Linked DNA regions of Homo sapiens: region 1 is linked to region 2. The links are chromatin contacts, found by Hi-C or POLR2A ChIA-PET in ENCODE. All regions are on one chromosome and are shown on one strand. The core of a region is the stretch at or near the end of the contact, and the rest is flanking DNA. Distances in the headings are between cores, read along the strand shown. Region 1 has its middle 45 kb from the start of UBE2E1. Region 2 overlaps LOC124909353 (a long non-coding RNA gene).

The links. Hi-C counts contacts between places; a loop is a spot of excess contacts on that map. ChIA-PET counts read pairs that join two places held with the same protein, here RNA polymerase II (POLR2A). Pooled maps may share reads with other maps.
Region 1: a pooled map shows a loop between it and region 2 (9-fold over the local background). The contact joins two enhancer-like sites. A Hi-C loop is called at or near these places in 1 of 37 single-sample maps with no recorded cell type and 1 of 50 pooled maps. POLR2A ChIA-PET finds 5 or more read pairs at or near these places in 5 of 52 experiments (BJ, GM12878, OCI-LY7 and 2 more).

Annotation. Positions count from the first base shown.
Region 1 is chr3:23,759,587-23,762,526 of GRCh38, forward strand. No RefSeq gene overlaps it. Among named protein-coding and RNA genes, the nearest start is that of UBE2E1, 45 kb to the right of the region's middle. RefSeq lists enhancers at 125-294, 807-1,443, 1,444-2,080, 1,665-1,714, 1,815-1,934. Within about 2 kb of position 1,610, at least 4 of the 41 ENCODE cell types and tissues checked have a DNase peak (open chromatin) inside an H3K27ac peak, as active enhancers do.
Region 2 is chr3:23,670,397-23,673,572 of GRCh38, forward strand. All of the region lies in intron 1 of LOC124909353 (a long non-coding RNA gene), which reads left to right. Among named protein-coding and RNA genes, the nearest start is that of UBE2E1, 130 kb to the right of the region's middle. RefSeq lists enhancers at 1,106-1,607, 1,608-2,107. Within about 2 kb of position 1,700, at least 2 of the 41 ENCODE cell types and tissues checked have a DNase peak (open chromatin) inside an H3K27ac peak, as active enhancers do.

The DNA of each region.
Region 1 (2,940 bases), core at 360-2,859, 89 kb after region 2:
ATGCTCCTTGCTCGTGTTAGCCATCTCCCAATCCTATGAGCCCCTCTCTCTCTCCTTCGCTTCCTCTGGCCCCATGCTTGCTTTTTACTTTCTGATCTCACTTTCCTCACTTATCAGAAGAGGAAAATATCCCAGTCCAACCAACTTCACAACAAGTCATTCTTATAGTCAAATGAGTTCATGGATAATAATAGTAGTCATGGCTGGGTGTGGTGGCTCACGCCTATAATCCCAGCACTTTGGGAGGCCGAGGTGGGCAGATCACCTGAGGTCAGGAGTTCAAGACCAGCCTGGCCAACATAGCAAAACCCTGTCCTTATTAAAAATACAAAAATTAGCTGGGCATGGTGGTGGGCGCCTGTAATCCCAGATACTAGGGAGGCTGAGGCAGGAGAATCGCTTGAACCCAGGAGGTGGAGGTTTTGGAGAGCTGAGATTGCGCCACTGCACTCCAGCCTGGGCAACAAGAGCAAAACTTTGTCTCAAAAAAAAAAAAAAAAAAAAAAAAGTAGTCACTAACATGTATTGAACCATCATTCTATGTCTGACCATGTGTTGAGAGCTTAACATAGACCACTGCAATTAACTCTCCCCAGACTTGTAAAGGTAAAGGCTGTTATTATCTTGCATTTTACAGAGAAGCAAACAGAGGCTCCAGGATGTTAAGTAATGTACTGAAGTTTTCTTAGTCTTTGGAGGAGTCAAGATTTACTTCAAGCATTTAACTACTAAACTATCCACGCTATAAAAGCGCTATGAGGACAGAATGGTATTCTATAAATATAGGCATCAGCATTATTATATTTCCCTGTGTATGCTCTGAACTCCCAAAGACACTGAATGATAAAGCAGAAATTATTAACAGGTCTTTTTTATGTGTATGACTGGTTGTTTGGACCCCAAAATATTCCACTAGTGGCACCCAGTGGCACCCATAGGCATTGATTAACCCCACTCAGAGTCTCTAGGCCTTGGAAGACCAATTTGACTGTGAGTGGTAAGATAGAAGCAGACTAACTCACCCCAAAGAACATTTTACATGGTCCCCAAGCCCTCCCCCAGCAGCTCTGGCAGAGATGAACCTAGTCACTCTGCCCTCACTATTGCAGGCCAAAGTGGCGGGGGCCAGGCACAATGACCTAAAAGGAAATTTGGTTCTGATAGACTAACAGAGGAGATAGGATATGTGTGGGGTTCTGTGCTTGGCGCTAGAATTTGTGGTTGGCAAATGCAAAGAGGCTGTTAAGTGCCCGCATATAAGATGATGAAGAATACTTCTTCCCTGTAAGTCTATTCTCAGCACTGGCAGGGGCCCCCTGCAGCAGGAAACGTTGGGTTTACAGGGCAGGGTCCCTTCCTCTGCTGCAGATGCCCCTGTTTAATGGCCCTCCCTCTGCTCAGGCTGAGAGGGCCTGACCCTCACGGGACAGAAGTCAGCCACTGCTGAGCTTTGCATTTTCAGGTCTTTCAAATGCATTGTGTTTGTCCCCAGCCAGCTTCTGCAGGGGCCCAGGTTGGTGAGTGGGTGCTAATTTGCCTAACAGGCAAAAGGGGGTTTGTGTATCACCAATGTCTTTTGGGAGGGAAATTACAACCTGCTGAAGGGGGAGCTGGAGGTGATCAAATGTGACTAAATGCGGTAAAACCAGCAACTTCACAACTTCTTGTTGTGAATGCGGTAAAACCACCAACTAAATGCGGTAAAACCGACTAAATGCGGTAAAACCACCAACTTCACCAACTTCTTCTGAGGAGACCAGCTGGGGGAAGGGGGCTGGAGGTAGAATTATACTTGTTGGCACAAACAGTGGGAAACTGGGAGAAAAGAAAGACCCCCAAACCACAGGCCTCCTTCTAATCTGGACCTTGAGTAGGAAGGAAGGATTTTGGGAAGGGTCCCCTTATCCTACAAATGAGGAAGCTGATATCTAAAAAAGCCTCAGGACTACAGCAAGTATGCCCTCATAGTAAACACAGAGCTGCAATCAATCCCAGGCCTCCTGGGCCCCAGGTCTGGACTTTTCCATCCCAGTGCTCCCTCTATGGGTTAACATCACACACCCAAGTTTGAGCAAACATTTAGTTGTAAAATGGCTGATGTGCACGTTCTAATGAATAAGCCACAGTTTAAGCACGTCAGGCAAGAAAACTTGGGGTAAGGCATCTATTTTAGAATGGTTGGGGGTGGATGTGGAGGACATATGTTGGTTTTCCTGCCCACCAGTGCCACCACTTACAGTGTTCAGGTGTCTGTCACACAGCACAATGTTGTCCTGCCAAGGAGTCAATTGAGTCAATATCCACCTTTAGTTCTGCTCACTCAACTATCTGTCCTAGGTGTGGGTTTTCTTCTGCCCAGAGGAAGGCAGGTCAAAGGTGCCATCTGCTCCCCAAGAAGTGGGGGCATAGGTCTGCATCAGCCTGGAGGGGGTGCCTGTTTCCAACTCACAAGGGTCCCACATAGGCTAGCTATGGCATCTTGCATCCATCCCTTCTTCTTTTGAAGCTGAAACACAATTTTCTTTCGTGGAGTCAGGCCCTACCCAATCTCAGTCCTGTGGTTTGATGGAGCAGACCCCACTCTCATCTTCAGGAATGGACCACTGACCCAAGCCTGTAGCCATTTTAAGGATGGGCACCTGACTTAGTGAGAATAACTACAGAATTATTGCTGGAACTGTTGATACCAAGCCAATCCTTTTCTTGGAGTTGCTAATCTCGGGAGAGGTGGAGGGAGCAGAAAAGAAGATAGCATTGCAAGAAGCCTCGGAATCAGTTGAGTCTGACCAGATTCGTCTTCTTATGGTTAGTTATACGAACCAATTCTCTGTTTTACTCAGGCTGGGTTAGGTTGACTCTCCCTGGCAACCAAGAGAATTCTCACCAATACAATGAGAAAGCGGAAGTTTCACCTTAAATGAAAGCTCCTCTAGCATCCTC
Region 2 (3,176 bases), core at 450-2,949:
TAAAAATTCTTAGAGCAGTGATCCTTAGATGGGTAGGTTGAGGCATCCCAGTACCAAGAACGCCCCTCAGGTGCACCACACAGTTTTACTCAATGCATGAAAACTGTTTCAGCTGCAGCTGGGAACACATATATATATATATATATATACTGCTCTGACGAGTCTCTTCCAGGTGAAACACTGATTACTGAAGTTCAGGGAATGGGGTCTAGAGCTGGGTCTTGAAAACAAAGAATGGAGTGTCCTGGAATTTGGGAAGCTTTGCCCTGCGAGTATGTAAAAAGGCACCATGAGGGCAGTGAGAATTCCAAAGGACCACCAGGGGTATGGGTGGGGATAATTATGTGGGCAATTAAGCCCATGGAAGTATGCTGTCAGATGAGAAGTCCCTACCCAGAGTGAGGGCTGCCACTTGGGATACATTCTTAGTGTTTCCTTAACTTCAACTCTTTAACTTAGCTTCTCTGGAGTTTTTGTTTCTTCATTTTTCCTTTTTTAATCCTCACATTCGAAATAATTTTAAATTTACAGAAAAGTTGCAAGAATAGCACCCAGACTCACCAGTGTTAATAATTTGCCACATTTGCTTTATCATTCTATGTATCTACATTTTTTTTTCTGAACTATTTGAAACTAAGTTGCAGACATCATGTCCCATTTACCCCTAAATATTTCCACCTATGCTTCCTGAGAACAAAGACATTATTTTATGTAACTACAGGACAGGGATCAAAATTAGGAAACATGGCTGGGCGTTGGCTCATGTCTGTAATGCAGCACTTCGGGAGGCCGAGGCTGCAGGATCACTCGAGCCCAGGAGTTCGAGAACAGCCTGGACAAAATAGCAAGATCTGTCTCTACAAAAAAAAAAAATGAAAAAATTAGCCAGGCATGGTGGAGCAGTGCCTGTGATCCCAGCTTCTTGGGAGGCTGAGGAGGGAGGGTCGCTTGAAGCCAGGAGGTCAAGGCTGCAGTGAGTGTAGCCACTGCACTCCAGCCTGCCCGACAGAGCAAGAGCCCTGTCTCAAAAAACAAAAAAAGGAAAAAACATGGATACAGTGGTTTCAATCTGTAAACATATACCGGCTTTGCATTCAAATTTTGCCAATTGTCGCAATATCTCCTTGTACTTAGCGGTGCTGCCCAGTGAAGCTTTCCACAGTGATGGCAAGGGCTGCTGAGCGCTTAAAATGTGCCCAGTGCGACTGAGGAAGCCCATTTTAAATTGTATTTAATTTTTATTAATTCCAATTTAAAGAACCACATGTCCCGCGAGGCTAATGTGTTCACATAGTGGACAGCGCAGCTCACTATCCAATTCCCACCCCACCTCGCCCCCTCTTCCTGGGTTTTAAATGAATAGCCTTGGCCCCGGGAGCCCTGGCAGCGCCTCCTCCTCAGCAGTCTCGGCCGGCAGATGGGTTTCTTTCCTTTAGCCAGCGCAGACTTTTCTTAAACAAATGGACAGAGTGGTCCCCATTTATTAATAGAAGCTGCGCGACTGCACTTGCAGTGTGGCGGGCCTGGCTTCTCTTGCGAAAGCCGAAGCCTGGCGGCAGCGCGGCCCGCAAGCGCGGAGCTTCTGCCGGTGGAGGTCCGAGCTCGCAACGCTCACCCAGGAGGCCGCGCCCGCCCCGCAAGGCGGCAGGAGAGCCAAGCCCGGGCACCACACCTGCGGCATCGGAACGAGAATCCTTCCTCCAAGTCTCCTCCACTCCCTCAGGCGAATTATGGCAATTCCCTGCTGTGTGGCCTTGCCCTTGGAAGTGGAAGTGAGTGAGAGTCACGTTTGGCACCGGGCGGGTGGGAACCGCACCCCTCAGCAGTGCCTGGAGCGATGGGTGGCGAACTCTGCTCCAGAGACCTGCTGGGGATCCTGGCCATCCGCGTGTGCCTGAGGCTTGCGAGGACGCCTCTGAGCACTAGCCCAGAACGTGGAGGTGTGGGTGTGGTTTCCTAAATGAATATTTACTTATTTATTTATTTATTTATTTATTTATTTATTTATATTTTTTATTTTTTAGGGAGAATGTGTGTTTTTTTGTTTGTTTTTGAGACAAGTTCTCAGTCTGTCACTCACGCGGGAGTGCAGTGGCACAATCAGGGCTCACTGCAGCCTCCACCTCCTAGGCTCAAGCTATCCTCCTGCCTCAGCCTCTGAAGTAGCTGGGACTACAGGCTGCAGCACCACTCCCGGCTAATTTTTGCATTTTTGATAAAGACGGGGTTTCACCATAGGCTGGTCTTGAACTCCTGACTCAAAGTCATCCACAGGTCTCGGCCTCCCAAAGTGTTGGGATTACAGGTATGAGCCACCACACCTGGCTTTTCTTTTCTTTTCTTGCTTTCTTTTTCTTTTTCACTCTTTTCTCTCTCTCTCTCTCTCTTTCTTTCTCCTTTGAGAGGGTCTCATTCTGTCACCCAGGCTGGAGTGCAATGGTGCAATTACGGCTCACTGCAGCCTTAGCCTCCTGGGCTTAAGCAATCCTCCCACCTCAGACGCCAGAGTAACTTTTTTTTTTTTAATTTTTTGTAGAGATGGGGGTCTCACTATGTTGCTCAGGCTAGTCTCAAACTACTGGGCTCAAGCCATCCTTCCACCTCGGCCTCCCAAACTGCTGGGATTACAAGTGTGAGTCACTGCACCGAGTAAACTTTCTACTTTAAAACAGTTTTAGATTTATAAAAGTTTTGTGATGATAAACAGAGTTCCCATATACCCGGCACCAGTATTCTCTCTTAACGTCTCATATAAGAAAGGTACATTTGTCACTATTAGTGAATCAATATGGATACATTATTATTAAGTAAATTTCGTACTTTATTTCTGATTTCTTTCATTTTTACATAATGTCTTTTTTTCTGTTCCGGAATCTCATCCAGGATGCCACATTACTTACATTTAATGGGTTTGTCTCTTTAGGCTCCTCTTGGCTGTGACAGTTTCCCAGACTTCCCTTGGTTTTGATAACATTGACAGTTTTGAAGAATATTGGTCAGGTGTTCTGGAGAGTGTGCCCCAGTTAGGATTTGTATGATGTTTTTATCATGATTAGCCTGAGATTATGTGGCTTTGAGATGAAGACTAGAGGTAAAGTGCCATTTTTATCACACATCATATCAAGAGTACATACTGTCAACATGATTTATCACTTGTCATTGTGATACCTGGCTGG